Linked DNA regions of Homo sapiens: region 2 is linked to region 1. Evidence: read pairs that join two places in POLR2A ChIA-PET (ENCODE). Cell type or tissue: PC-9. All regions are shown on one strand. Each heading gives the region's core, and the rest is flanking DNA. Links, peaks and the distances in the headings are about the cores only.

What was found. Peaks named below come from ENCODE experiments on the same cell type or tissue, not always from the same donor. Only the 100,000 strongest peaks of a DNase experiment are listed, where the experiment ranks them.
Region 2: POLR2A ChIA-PET joins it to region 1 with 6 read pairs; 3 of 35 experiments call an interaction of 5 or more read pairs at or near these places.

Annotation. Positions count from the first base shown.
Region 1 is chr5:75,033,211-75,040,842 of GRCh38, reverse strand. All of the region lies in intron 3 of GCNT4 (glucosaminyl (N-acetyl) transferase 4), which reads left to right. Among named protein-coding and RNA genes, the nearest start is that of GCNT4, 16 kb to the left of the region's middle. RefSeq lists an enhancer at 3,068-4,267. In PC-9, for the core only: no CTCF peak of the experiment used is centred there; DNase peaks (open chromatin) are centred at 3,502 and 6,252; H3K4me3 peaks cover 249 bases; H3K27ac peaks cover 3,542 bases.
Region 2 is chr5:75,107,645-75,115,276 of GRCh38, reverse strand. ANKRD31 (ankyrin repeat domain 31) reads left to right here. Exons shown (of 26, transcript NM_001372053.1): 20 at 2,677-2,764. Among named protein-coding and RNA genes, the nearest start is that of GCNT4, 59 kb to the right of the region's middle. In PC-9, for the core only: no CTCF peak of the experiment used is centred there; DNase peaks (open chromatin) are centred at 1,746 and 3,216; H3K4me3 peaks cover 438 bases; H3K27ac peaks cover 1,046 bases.

The sequences.
Region 1 (7,632 bases), core at 1,294-6,293:
ACAAAAAAGAATGCTGTCAAGTAGTGAAAAACCAATAATGATTAGAATGTCAGAATGAAGGGAATAATGAATGTACTGTTTTAGAAAAATAAAACCAACTTATAACACATTGACTCTTTCTCAGTTTTCCCAAGAAACCATTCCTCTTGTGGAGGTCCTCATACCTGACATTTGCATACCAAAGTTGTCTTTTTCCCCATGACTTTCACATACATTACATCATAAGACTTTCACAGTTGCACTGTGGGATAGAAAAAACATTATCCCATTTAACACATGGGAAAGAAAGATTTGCCAAGATTAAGTGATATGCTAGAGTCACTTGAAGAATTTTTTGTGGCAGAGCCCAGACTAGAACTTAGGTCTTCTGACTCTGTCCCATTGAGCAACTACCCCGTACCAGGTATGGATGTCTTTAATACTGGGGGTAAAGTAGTGAGTGAGGCCTTCAAAGACCTTATGTTTCTGTCTCAGGACAGGTACTAAACAAGTAAAGTAACTACTCCTTGTAGCAAGTGCTCAGAAGAAAACAAGGAGTGTGATAGGAGAGAGATTTAAGAAGGGTTAATCTGGGAGGCGGAGGTTGCAGTGAGCTGAGTTGGCGCCACTGCACTCCAGCCTAAGCGACAGTGCGAGACTCTCAAAAAAAAAAAAAAAAAGTTATCAGAGAGGACCTGAGGAAAAGCTATTTCTTTTCCTGGAGCAGCTGGTCATGCTAGGATCCAGGAAAAGTAGTCTAGACATGGAAACAGGAGTTGCAAAGATCCTGAGGCAAGGAAGAGACTAGGATGTTCTAGGAACTTTTAGAAGGCTGGTGTTGCTTAGAGTTTTATGAGAAAGACAGAGTAGAATAAGATGAACTCGTAGAGTAAGGCAGCCATGGGAACTGCCTGGGCCTTTATGGACATGAAAAGGATTTCTTATTGTATTCTACATGACATGAAATCCCAATGAAGGGTTTTAGATGTAGGGAGTGGGATTAGGGAGGGGAAGTGATCTGATTTGTATGTTTAAAAAATCATTTTGGCTACAGTACAGAGAATGGATTAGAGGAAAGCAAGGGAAGCCAGGTAAGGTTATTTTGTATCTAGGCAAGAGTTGATGCTAGCTTGGGTTAGAGAGGTTCCCATGGAGTGGAAAGAGGTGGGTGGATTTGAAATACATTTTGGTTGTAGAACAGGCTCTACTACTGCCAGGAGATTGGAAAGGCAGTCTCGAATTGTGGTTAGTAGTATAGGCTCTGAAATTGGACCATAGTTGAAAATTGGACCATGGTTGAAAATCCTTGCTCCTCCAATATACTAGCTATATGAACTAAGGTAAGTTATTTATCTTCTGACTTGATTTCTTAATCTGAAAGATGAGGATAATGATAATCGTACCTATCTCATAGATTTACTGAATGGAGTATAGAATAATTGAATGGAGTATAAGGTAAGAACAATAAGAGGCCGGGTGCAGTGGCTCACGCCTGTAATCCCAACACTTTGGGAGGCCGAGGCAAGTGGATCACCTGAGGTCAAGAGTTCGAGACCAACCTGGCCAACATAGTGAAACCCCCGTCTCGACTAAAAATACCAAAAAAATTAGCCAGGCGTGGTGGTGGGTGCCTATAATCCCAGCTACTAGGGAGGCTGAGGCAGGAGAGGAGAATCGCTTGAACCTGGGAGACAGAGGTTGCAGTGAGCCGAGATTGTGCCATTGCACTCCAGCGTGGGTGACAGAGTGAGACCCTGTCTGAAAAACAAAACAAAACAAAACAAAAAAAAACAGTGAATAAGATCATGGAAATAGTGCTATCTCTTAGCATCGATCATTAGGAAGGGACAGGTATGTGTCGCTGACTCTGGCAACATGAAGGCTTTTGTTGACTTTAGCCAGAGCAGGCTCCATGGAGTGGGGAGTAGAGCCAGTCTGGACCAAATGCCACCGTAAGGGACCTGAATAGGGGCAGTTGGGCATCCCTCCTCTGTCCAATCCCTTGATAGGGAGCAGTTGGATAGACACATACTGCTATGGTCTGAATGTGTTCCCCAAAATTCATGTGTTGAAATTTAATCACCAGTGTGAGAGTATTAAGAAGTGGGGCCTTTAGACAGTGATTAAATCATGAGGGTAGAGCCCTAAGGCATAGGACTAGTGCCCTTATAAAAGATGTTTTGGGGGAGCTCATTCACCTCTCCCCCCCTTTGCCCGTCTGCCCTTTGCCATGTGAGAACACAGCAGCAAGGCACCATCTTGGAAGCAGAGGGCAGCCCTCACCGACACCAAATCTGTGCCTTGATCTTGGACTTCCCAGCTTCTAGAACTGCAAGACATAAAAGCCTATCGTTTCTAAATTATTCAGTCTAAGATATTTCATTATAGCAGCAGGAATGAACCAAGACACATATGTAAAGGGGGAAGGTGTTCCCAGTACCCCAGGAATGAGATGGGGTTAAATGATGGCTAGACACATTTAGAGAAGAAATATGGGCTCAACCACCTGTAAAGTTATTTTCCGTTTTAATATTGCACTTCTGGGCTTCTTCAGGAACTGTGGGTTTATTAATTAAGGATTGGTGGAGAAGACCTAGATACATGAATTCTATTATTTGAATGGTTTTTTTCCTGTAGAAAAGTATGTTTACCTCTGTTAGGATTTGTTTACACTGTAATAATTTACAGACCCAGTTTAGGTTAGGACTTGTTCATAATATACTGTGAAATGAAAGAAACAGGTAAGACAATGCCTATATAGTGAGACTGTTATAAAGCAAAGCCAAAAAAAAAATGTGTTTCTTAAAACCAGTCTGGAAGGATATACTGTCTACAAGATGTTATTGCCAGGTGATGGGCCCCTGGTGAGCTTTATTTTCGTTTTTGGACTTTTCTGATTTTTTTTTTTTTTTTTTAATGAAAGTGGTTTGGGTTTTTTTGTTTTTCTGTTTTTTGTTTTTTTTGTTTTTTGTTTTGTTTTTGTTTTTTTGAGACTGAATCTTGCCTTGCCCAGGCTGGAGTGCACTGGCATGATCTCAGCTCACTGCAACCTCCATCTCCCAAGTTCAAGCAATTCTCCTGCCTCGGCCTCCCAAGTAGCTGGGATTACAGGTGTGTGCCACCATGCCCGGCTAATTTTCTGTATTTTCAGTAGAGACGGAGTTTCACCATGTTGACCAGGCTGGTCTCAAACTCCTGATCTCAGGTGATCTGCACTCAGGCCAGTCTGCCTCAGCCTCCCAAAGTGTTGGGATTACAGATGTGAGCCACTGTGCCCGGCCTGAAAGTGTTTACTTTATAAAAAGAGAATAGAAAATCTTTTCCTTTTAGAGACCATATCTTATTATTATTTGAGAAATGCTTGTCCTCAATTTGTATTGGATTTCTGACCGAGTCATACGTCTCCTTGTGTTTTGCATAGTTGGTATGTTTACCTGCTCACAATCTGATTATTATTTGCTTTTGCAATCTTTTCTCCAGAACAATAAGAATGTAAGGTCATCTAGGCAAGAAACCTGTCTTTCCACTCCTCTGCATGACTCCTGGAGTGCTGTGGGAGTGTGGAGGAACTGCATCTGACTGAGTCATCCTCCCACCTAATGGTCTCACTCCAGAACATCCCCTGGGCTTGGCAGTGAGCGAGTCACCAAGGGAGAATCAGTGACTTCATTGAAATCAAGGAGCTGCAGTAGCAGGATGTTAGCTTATTCAACTAGATCAGGATGCTTTTTAGTGAGTTCGTCTTTATATTGATCTTCTTAACTGGTGATTCTTCTTAGTAAGGCTTTAGACAGAAGCAAAAGCCCTGACATTTCTAAATCAATAAGCTCTTCATATCCTATTTCTCAAACTGATATGTAATAATACAAAGTTTAAGAACTTTAAGGTGGCCTGAAGAGGGAATATTCTCCACATGAAGAGAAATTTAACCCAGAAAGTTTTCTAAAACAATTAGCAATTCTCTGTGCTTAAATGGTGTCACAGATAACTATAAGAACAAATGAATCGATAGTCATTGGTGACAGGATACGGGACAGGAGTAACCAATGGCAGAGTCCCTCAGGATGAGCTTGCTCTCTTTTCCTTGAATTGATTCTACGGGCTGGAAGACTGACTAACCTCTTCATTAGCTCATTGATCAGTCTCAGCCTCTGACTGCAGAGACAGAATGTGATTCCTCACCCAGCATTCCTCCAGGCTCATTCTCCATGGAAATCATCTCTTAAACAGGGTGGAAGATCTCCTCGACCATGTTTGGGATCCATTCCTGTTCCTGTTCTAGGACATTTAGAGAAGACATAGTAATGAGAAAATTTAGTCAAGTGCTAAAACTGTTGCGGGAAATATGGAGAATTTTTTCTTTATATTCTGAGAGACACTATTGCATAAAGGGTTAAAAGTGCAAGTCTGGAGCAAGACTCTCTGAGTTCAGGTTCCATTTAAAGCACTTTCTAGAACTGTAACCTTGGGCATTTATTTAGTTGTCTTACAGTGCCTCAGTTTCCTTTCTTATAATAGAGGGATAACAGTAGTACCTACCTCATCGATCTCTTGAGGGGATTGAATTACATCTAGAGTACTTAGAATAGTGCACCTAGTGACAACTCTTGATTGAGTGATTCTACATTATTAATAACTACAGTATGGCCCTTGAACAACACAGGTTTGAACTTCAGGGGGTCCAATTATACACAGGTTTTTTTTTTTTCAAGTAAATACAAGTTGAAAATGTAGTATTTGCAGAATGCAAATCCTACATGTATGGAGGGCCAACTTTTCCCATACCTGGTTCCTCAGGACTGACTGTGGGACTTGAGTGTGCATAGATTTTGTTATGGACGGGGGCCCTGGAATGAATCCTCTGCATATACTGAGGGATGAATATACATAAAATTAATAAAGAGCATTACATGGAGGCCTTCGTGCACTAATTCTAAAATACTGAATTTGTTAAGACTTTGTGGAGAAATAGGAGGTAGATTGAAAAACAGGACAATAAGCCACAGGTCTGGGCAGGATCTTTAAAGAAGCCATGAAGTCCCTAATCATCTCAGATTTTCCAGTACCTGCAGGTATCAACAGTCAAGTTGCAAAACAGCAAAGATGGCGGCCTGCCCATCCCTCTGGGAGCTGCATCCCAGGGAGGTTTGAAACCTCTGTCAGTCAGAAAGCGCCAGCGTTGGGGTAGCTGGAGACCCCGGTTGGGAGGTCACACCCGGTGAGGAGGAACAGGATCATAGAGCTGCTTTAAAAAGCAATCTGGCCACATTTTCCTAGAGTAGTCCAGCCCCATTTTTAACAAGAAAACTGGCCTTCAGAGAGCTTAAATAGTTTGATCAAAGTCTTAGAGCTACTAAGAGTTCGTCCAGGGACTCAGGCCCAAGGTCTGTGGCATCCTGAAGCGCAGCTCCTTTCTTCCTCTCTCCCCAGTGCCCCACAACCTGTTCCTGAAAAAAGCTCAGGCATTCTTGGTCCCTAAACTCAGCCTTACTCTGTCCTTTTTTCCTCAGTCTTCCTCTCATTCTTGACTTACCATTCCCCTTTCTTCCCTGGGAAAGGAAGCATCTGTACTTCTTTGAAAGTCCTGGGTTTTTAAATTGCCAAGGTAAGAAGAGTTAGTTGAAGAGCTGCTAATGGTTGTAGCCATTTAGCCCTGAATGCAGTCGTGCCTACCTAGCTGGGGTGTCCCTGAATGCGGTCGTGTCCACTTAGCTGAGGTGTCCCTGAATGCAGTCGTGTCCGCTTAGCTGGGGTGTCCCTGAATGCGGTCGTGTCCGCTTAGCTGGGGTGTCCCTGAATGCGGTCGTGTCCGCTTAGCTGGGGTGTCCCTGAATGCGGTCGTGTCCGCTTAGCTGGGGTGTCCCTGAATGCGGTCGTGTCCGCTTAGCTGGGGTGTCCCTGAATGCGGTCGTGTCCGCTTAGCTGGGGTGTCCCTGAATGCGGTCGTGTCCGCTTAGCTGGGGTGCACCTCTGTGTTCTTGCTGCTTCCTTGAAGGCTCCAACAATGCCTGGATGGGTTGGGAGAAGAACATGGTTTGAGGGAAATGCCTCATTCAACATCCCTATTGGGACTTTAGTGAGGAGTAGGTTTTTACTGAATTATTATAGACCATATTTCACCTGAGTTATAGCCACCAAACCTTGCAACAGCTTTTTCAGTTCTGTCATCACTAGGAACTTGTGCCTATGTGGCAATAAACTCCACAACAGGTCAGACCTCCTTGTCTACCCGGGCAGGTAGAAGGGGAAATACCGCTTCTCCCGTGGGTGGGGCATTATTTGTAATGTAATTGTAAGACCACTTCCTGGCAGCAAAACACTTGCCTGCTTCCTGCCCATAAGCCTTTAAGAGGGAAAGTGCTGGGTGCAGTGCTTGCAGAAGGTGACATTGCTAGCCTGGTCTCTTAGGAACCATGTGGCCAACATGACAGCCAGCCTTAGCCCAGCTGACTCTGGTCAGACCTAAGGAGCTGGTTCCCATTCCTCCAGGCCCGGGGCCTCTACCAGCCCACCTCCACCCCCTGCAACTTGTGTCCCCTGGGGCTGTGCTGCTCTGGGGGTGTACCCCCTGCAGAGCCCAATGGGAGGGTCCCAAGGGTGTTATGCAGATGTTCTTTTCAGAGGAAGCCAAAGCCAGCTGAACCAAGGTTGGGGACCGGTGGTCCTCTCCAACCTCCTGCCAGCATTCCCCTCACTATTAGTGCCCACCGCAGCTGGGAAGAGGCCAACATCCCCTTTTAGGATTTGACAGAAACTCCATACCAAGTGGCTTTGCACCTACGCACCTCTTTGGGGAAAGGAATGCTTTTCAGTTAAAGGTATTTCTGTGCGGCCATAAAAAAGAATGAGTTCATGTCCTTTGCAGGAACATGGATGAAGTGGGAAGCCATCATTCTCAGCAAACTAACACAGGAACAGAAAGCCAAATACCTCATGTTCTCACTCATAAGTGGGAGTTGAACAGTGAGAACACATGGACACAGGGAGGGGAACATCACACACTGGGGCCTATCGGGGGGTGAGGAGCAAGGGGAGGGAGAGCATTAGGACAAATACCTAATGCATTCGGGGCTTAAAACCTAGATGACGGGTTGATAGGTGCAGCAAACCACCATGGCACGTGTATACCTATGTAAGAAACCTGCTTGTTCTGCACATGTATCCCAGAACTTAAAGTAAAAAAAAAAAAATAAATAAATAAATAAATAAAGGGATTTCTGGCCGTGGTAAGCAGGTGAAGGGGTTTTATTTTGATTTGGGACAGGGTAATATTGGAGAGGGCTGCTCCTTTCAAAGGATATCAAAGGCTGACCCCAAGACAAACAAACTCTCCCCCTTAAAGATGCCTTGGGCGAAGGTATATCAGAAAGCGAGGTGCCTGGGCTGTCCCATTTTCCTACCCTTCTTTCTTTGAAATTCACTCTCATTCCTGGCTCTCAGATGTGGGCCCCTGAGCCAGTTTCCAAAGGACTTCTCACTGGGTGCCTCCCACCTCTTCCTTCCCTGGATGTCCTGTGAGCTTCTATGTCTGGGCAGGCAACCATGACCTCCTGCCCAGCTCAGACTCTCCCATCCCAGGCTAGAGTCAGTATGTGTGTGCCCCAGGCCTTCTCAGGAAGGGCAAGGATGCCTGGATGCAGAAGAGGCCCTGGA
Region 2 (7,632 bases), core at 1,288-6,287, 74 kb before region 1:
AAGTCTTTAATCCATCTTGAATTGATTTTTGTATAAGGTGTAAGGAAGGGATCCAGTTTCAGCTTTCTACATATGGCTAGCCAGTTTTCCCAGCACCATTTATTAAATAGGGAATCCTTTCCCCATTGCTTGTTTTTCTCAGGTTTGTCAAAGATCAGATAGTTGTAGATATGCAGCGTTATTTCTGAGGGCTCTGTTCTGTTCCATTGATCTATATCTCTGTTTTGGTACCAATACCATGCTGTTTTGGTTACTGTAGCCTTGTAGTATAGTTTGAAGTCAGGTAGTGTGATGCCTCCAGTTTTGTTCTTTTGGCTCAGGATTGACTTGGCGATGCGGGCTCTTTTTTGGTTCCATATGAACTTTCAAGTAGTTTTTTCCAATTCTGTGAAGAAAGTCATTGGTAGCTTGATGGGGATGGCATTGAATCTGTAAATTACCTTGGGCAGTATGGCCATTTTCACAATATTGATTCTTCCTATCCATGAGCATGGAATGTTCTTCCATTTGTTTGTATCCTCTTTTATTTCGTTGAGCAGCGGTTTGTAGTTCTCCTTGAAGAGGTCCTTCACATCCCTTGTAAGTTGGATTCCTAGGTATTTTATTCTCTTTGAAGCAATTGTGAATGGGAGTTCACTCATGATTTGGCTCTCTGTTTGTCTGTTGTTGGTGTATAAGAATGCTTGTGATTTTTGTACGTTGATTGTATATCTAGAAAACCCCATTGTCTCAGCCCAAAATCTCCTTAAGCTGATAAGCAACTTCAGCAAAGTCTCAGGATACAAAATCAATGAATTTTTTTATTATAAAAGATAAGATGGTGAACAGAATGGGCTGGAAGTTATGCTATGTGGTTAACTCTTAATTATCTGCTTTGAATACAGAATTATGGAGTAGCTGCTATCCTTTATACCTAGTTTGAGTTCTTTGGCTACTTCTTGTCCATAGACACTGCCACTGTCATAAATGTGTCTTCACTCACTTCCATAAGTGTCTAGGAGATACAGGATGTAGAAAAGATTCTGGAATCCAGACAGAGAAGAGGATTAAGCAGCCTGGTTTAGCTGCCCTCGATCCCATATGGTTTATAGTAATAAACTTTGCTGCGAAACCCATCATGTAAAGGTAACTTTTGAAAAAAAAGAACATAGCAGTTGCTTAATAAGATATACATATTGATTGAAATTCTTAGTTGGACAAAAACACAAAGCTTAACTAGACACAAAATCTTAACCAAGGTAGCATCCTCAATGAAACCTTGTTTTAGATAAGTCTTGGCCCACAGTGTCCGAGACTGAGTACATCTACAATATGAGCAAAGGAGAAAGGAAAGTTGGCACCAAAAGATGTTTTCTTTATCCTAATCTGTGGATAGAGCTTAGCCTGAGCACAAATTCTGGCCTTTTGTTTGCTTTTATAACCATAAATCATTCACTGTATGAAGCGGTAAACCTTAGTGTTGTTTTTATTTTTGCTTGTTTTTTATATTTGTATTTTATAATTTCACTTTGATGCATTTAATAAATGACAGCAGTAAGACTGTTTTACCAAATAATTAGGTTATTTTATTATGTACTTTTAAAATATCTTTTATGGGCACCAAAGTAAAATTTCAGGGCAACATACTTCAGAAGGCTTTGAGGACCTACATGTTTTAGAAATGAATGTGTATGGAGAGTATATTAAAGGATAGGTAATGTGAGTCAAACCATCCGTCATCATTAATGGAGCAATAGCTATGAACCCACAATGTTGAAACCATATACAAATATAAAAGGCATGCTTCTGCCTACAAGATCTCATTGTCCTGATGAGGAAATATAATGTACAAGACATTATTATGTTAGTGTTAAATTATGTAGCACCGAATTTCTTAATTCTGAGAAAAAGGAAATCAGCATGGATTGGATAAGTCAGAAGTTTCCTGTATGAGATGGGTTTTATATGATTATAATATTCACTATTTAGTGGATTCTTACTTTGTGCTGACATTGTCCTTAGCATTTTCATGTGTTATAGAATTCAGGCACAGAGAGGACAAGTAACTTGCTGGAGTCACCCAGATAGGAAGAGGTGAAGCTAGGATTTACACCCTGAAAGTCTGGTTCCAGAGCCCACTCCACGATTCTCTCTCTCATAGGGAAAGAGAAGGATCAGGGCAGAGTGAATTGAAAGCATTCCAGGCAGGAAGATTAGTACTGACAAGGACATGTAGGAGTGGTATTAAGTCCCCTTTGTGAATTTTTGAGAGCATAGTGTTTTGTATTTCTAAGATTATGTATAAGATTTTAATAGTGTGCAATGAAAATCATAAGGCCTTAAAGTGAACTTGTTATATGTATGCACTTTCAATGTTATGTGATTTATTTTTCTCCTACACCTATAGTTTCAACAGAAGTCAGTGAGAAATTGATTTCTTGTGATTGCTACTTTTACATTCTATTTTCCAGGAGATCTACTACATAATTCAAAATATATTTGTTTGCTTTTGTTCAAATCTGCAACATTTATACAGTTAAGCTTATACAACGTATGAGTACATTTTGAGCATAAAGAGGAATGAGCATTTTTAGGAACACTTTCTTTAGTATTTTATTTACTCTGTGTTTGTCAATGGCATATCAGAGAGCATATCTACCCCTTTATAATGAAGTTTCAAATATTTTTATCTGATAGCATCAGACCCTCAGTGCCATTCTACAAGATATAGAAGAAAAACAAGAATATTTATTAGAGTTTGAAATAAGAAACCCTGAAGATGCAGGTAAATATAGACTCATACTCAAGTATGATATTTTCAGATACCCAAGGTCATCTTCTTAAGGTACATATTTATTTCAAAGCTCACAAAGGCTGAAAAAGTGGTGTTCTATTTTTATGTGAGAGTATTTAAAGTGCTAGGAATTATTAATATCATTAAAAGTAGACTTACTTTAAAAGTAAGTCTCAAGTAGACTTGTAATGATAGCTAAAAGGCTGATTTTATCATGATGCAAACCAGTAGTTTGTGTTGTTAAAGATACTTCTAGATGCTGGCGGGCGCTTGTAGTGCCAGCTACTCGGGAGGCTGAGGCAGGAGAATGGCATGAACCCTGGAGGCGGAGCTTACAGTGAGCCAAGATCGCGCCACTGCACTCTAGCCTGGGTGACAGAGAAAAAAAAATACTTCTAGATGCAAAGTGTTGGATGAGTAATTTGAGAGACATTCAGAACTATGATCAGAGATAAGCTATACCAGTGATATGTTTAGATAATCCTATGACAGAAAATGTAAGATTGTGACAAGAGATGAGATTATGTTACCCTGTGTGTTGTCAGCTTCACCCAGCTATGGTAACCCTTAAAAGTAGATCAGAAATAGTGCAGTGGAAGGTGGTGCAGCAGTGACACAAGGTAAGCAAATCCTCCTACTTTCAGAAGAGCATATGTAACAGGTGGATGTCTTACTGCAAAGATATCTTCCTGTTTTCAAAACACTGAAGATTCAAAATAGCAAATTAGACTTTGATCACTGACCTAATAATCTTATTTTCTCAAACTTCAGTGAATATATGCAAGCCCTTGATGACTCACATATTTTTTGAGTTATGATTTATAAGGTGGAAAGTAGTTCCTGATAAATTCAGATCTGTGAATGTAAAAATTAGTTAAAAGTAGTAGCTAAAAGTAAGGTAATTTAAAGTACCTCATCAACCTTTTGTATAGCAGGATATAACTGTTCATCTCTTGTCCTAACTCATGTTTGTATAGTCTTTAAAAAAATCATCTCCTTTAAAATTTTGCACATTCTACTTTTCGTCCTGGCCTAACATGGTACGTGTTATGTTTGGAGGAAACTAATATAAAATAATTCATACCCCCAAACAAAAAAGTACAGTTAGTATATTTATTTCATTTACTATTTGTAATGTCTTTTGCATCCAAGATGATTTTTCCAAGTTTATAATTTTTTTCATTATGAAAGTCATACAGATATACTTCGAGAAAAAGAGAAAAATGCTAAAATTAGCTACTGTCCCATCACAATATTTTGTTGTTTTATTTCCAGGCCCCCCTCCCCACATTTTTTTTTTTGTCTAAGAACATAGTAATGCAATTGGACCTCAATAAAACTCTTAAAAACATAGTTTTGATCATGATATATATGGTAATTTTGCATTTTTTTCATAGTCTTCATTCTTAGTGTTTAATAAATGTTCCACAGCTTCCTAAATTTTTCCCTTTTTGTTGAACATTTGATTTCCAATTTTTTGCTGTTCTACAATATGTAGCTTTTTCCACACGTATTATCTTCTTAGGAAAGATTAACAGAGTTGTAACTATTGGTCAAATTATATAAGCATTTTAAATCTATTGATTTATATTGATAAATTCTATTTTATAGATAGTACTAATTTTCAGTTTGGAAGTGAAAATACTGATGCTACTAGCAGTGTACACATTAGTGTCTTTGTGTACACTGCTAGTAGCATCAGTATTTTCATTTTAAATAACCTTACGAGTTTAATAAGAAAAATATGCCTGATATTTTCATTTGCCATGTTGCTTATTAGTGGTGCTTTTTTTTTTGAGATGGAGTTTCACTCTGTCACCAGGTTGGAGTGCAGTGGTGTGATCTCAGCTCACTGGAACCTCCGCCTCCCAGGTTCAAGCCATTCTTCTGCCTCAGCCTCCCGAGTAGCTGGGAATACAGGCGCATGCACCATGCCCAGCTAATTTTTGTATTTTTAGTAAAGACAGGGTTTCACCATGTTGGTCAGGATGGTCTCGATCTCTTGACCTTGTAATCGGCCCACCTCGACCTCCCAAAGTGCTGGGATTACAGGCATGAGCCACTGCGCCTGGCCCAGTGGTGCTTTTTCACTAGTTTTATTCCCTATTTTGAGAACTGTTTCTGTTCTTTGTTTATTCATCAAGTGGAGCCTATTTATGTAATACAGTTATTTACTCCTTCTCTACCATAACTGCTGCAAATACTTTTTCAGCCACTTGTCTTTTTCTTTGCAATGTGTGTTAGTTTTTGTTTAAATATATACAATTACAAATTCTGTAGAGTAAAAATTCATTGGCCTTTTTCTATTTATTTGAATGCCTCTAAAATCAGAAACTTCTCCCCACCACCCCCAGGTTTTTGTAGTTTAATTTTATTATATTATAACCAGTACATTGAATAATCTTGATGCCTTTATTTTTGTCTTACTGCCCTTAAGGAAGGAGAGGTAAGGCAGTGGGACCCTGGAGCTCTTGGATGGTAACTAATTACTGACTGTGGTTGGCTCTGCCACTCCCTGACAGGTGTTTAAAACTCAGTCTCTGGAGAGCAGTTTTCTAAGACTCTTCTGAAATTTCTCTTTGGTCCATCAGGCTGGAACTTCTATGATGCGGGCAATACACATTGCCCTTTCCCTGTGCCCTCTCAGTCTTCTCTCAGCTTCTATTTTTTTTTTCTGATGGACCATCCTACACAGACTCTCACTCTCAGATGGAAGCCCTCATAGGCAGGGTCACAGGGCAGGCTTCACAACAAGTCCTCAGGACCTTTGCACCTCAGGCCCATTGTTAGAAGGGAAGACAATTACTTCTCAGCTCAGCAGCAACTTTCTTTTGGCCCTGCTGTGGTAGCTCCTCATTTTTCAAGGTCTCTAGGTGTTCAAGAAGGAAGCCAGATACCAATTCATTGTCATGTCAACTTAGAGTTCAGCTAGGTTCTCTAAATAATCTTTTGAGGAACTTACCCTATTAGGCTTGAGGTAAAGAAGAGAAGACCCTTTACCCCTTACTCTTGCTGCTGAATATGCAGATTCCCACTCAGGTAAACAACTGCTCTCTAAAGAAATCTTTTTTCAGACTCACCCTCCTCCACATCTGACACTTGTGATAGCTTTGATCTGGCTGAGGGATCTGAGTAATGAGTCCCATTTTGTACATTTCTTTGAAAATTTTTCTTAAAGAGACCTTGCACTCACTTTTCTATCAGTTGTCAACTGAACTGCTTCAACTGAACTGAGGCAGAAAATTGCCATTGTTAACATTTTGTATATTTTTCCCTAAGTATTTTAATGCATAATTCATCTGAAATTTTTTTCTGTATTTAAGATAAGGATAGAATAGGTTTACTCCGTATTACTACCCTATTACTCATCCCTATTTGTTGAATAATTTCTCTCATCCTCATTGTTTTGTAATGTCTAATGAAGTATTAAAATCTTACACATATTAGGACAATTCTAGATTCTCTTTAATATACCATTGATTAATATCATCTTTGATAAAGAAGTGTGTGATACCAAATTATATATAAAATTTATTTCTGTTGTTTCTTAGAGAAACATACAGAATATTTTAAGTTACTATAGTATGTTATTTTTACCTATGGTTTAAAATTCAGTTGGAAAAGCTGGGATGACAGGGCACATAGATAATTTAAAATGTCTTTTAATAAACAGTGTCAAATCTGCTGAACAAAATTATGTCTAAATTCTTATTGATTGTACACATTTTCCCCCTTTGTTAGCATATGCATCATGTCGTGAAACTAATCCTCAGCCACAGTATTAGGGCAATAGAAACTGCTCTGAGGACACTGACTCAATACTTACCAAATCATGTGTCTGATTTGCTGAGGGAATTTCTAAAACAAATTCTACCTCTGAACTTCATGTCATTTTCTACCACAGATTTTCTCAAGTTACTTTAACCAGAAAAATGTGCATTGGTCCAAAAAATTAGGAAAAATTTTAAGAAAGAAAGCCGAAAGTGAAAGAAACAACAAGTAGCTTAAAAGAATTAAAATATATGCATTTAACCCTTTCAGTTTCCTACTTGGGAATCTGGATTTGTACATAACCCACATTTATGGGTAATCATGTGGATCTGTGTTGGGAGAAAGGTCATTATGCCTTTACTTGGAAAGCAAAGGAAGAAAGTCGGGAAAATTTAAGTAATTATTGTAATGGTGGTTTGTAAGATCTATAGGTGACCTTAGGTATCATATAGTACAATGTAAATGTTATAAATGCAAAGAACAAGAACTGATAGCATGATTCTATTTTTAGAATTAAAAAATTCTATTTTTTAAGTGCATATAATGTATAATTATATATAGTGTAAGTATTTAAAATAATAAATATATAACACAAATTTTACAAACATACATACCCCTAAAGTATTAACAGTAACCACCCTTGTTGAATAAATTAGAGAAGAAGCAGTGGGGTGAGTAGGGATACTCTTACTTTTCATCTATGTAAATATTTATATGGCTTGAAAAAATTTTACAATGTTAATGTATTCCTTTTGTATTTTAAAAAAATGAAATAATTTTAACAAACAAAATATCTTCCTTTACTACCTTCATTTCACAGGTAAGAAAGCTAACCATATAAGTTACATGTCCAGGCTCACAGAACTTAGTGGGGCAGCAGGATTAGAACTCAGGCTGGCCTACTGTTTTACAGCATTCTTATCTATACACTTCAGGGCATTTCCATAGATTGACATTGTTAAATAAGCCTTAATTGAGATATCTGGGCTATTAATATTGGGGAAGATCATAGGGAATAACGCTTTTTAAAATTAACAATAGGGCTAATTCTCGTATGACCAAATTTGACATTCACTCTCCCTCAGTTA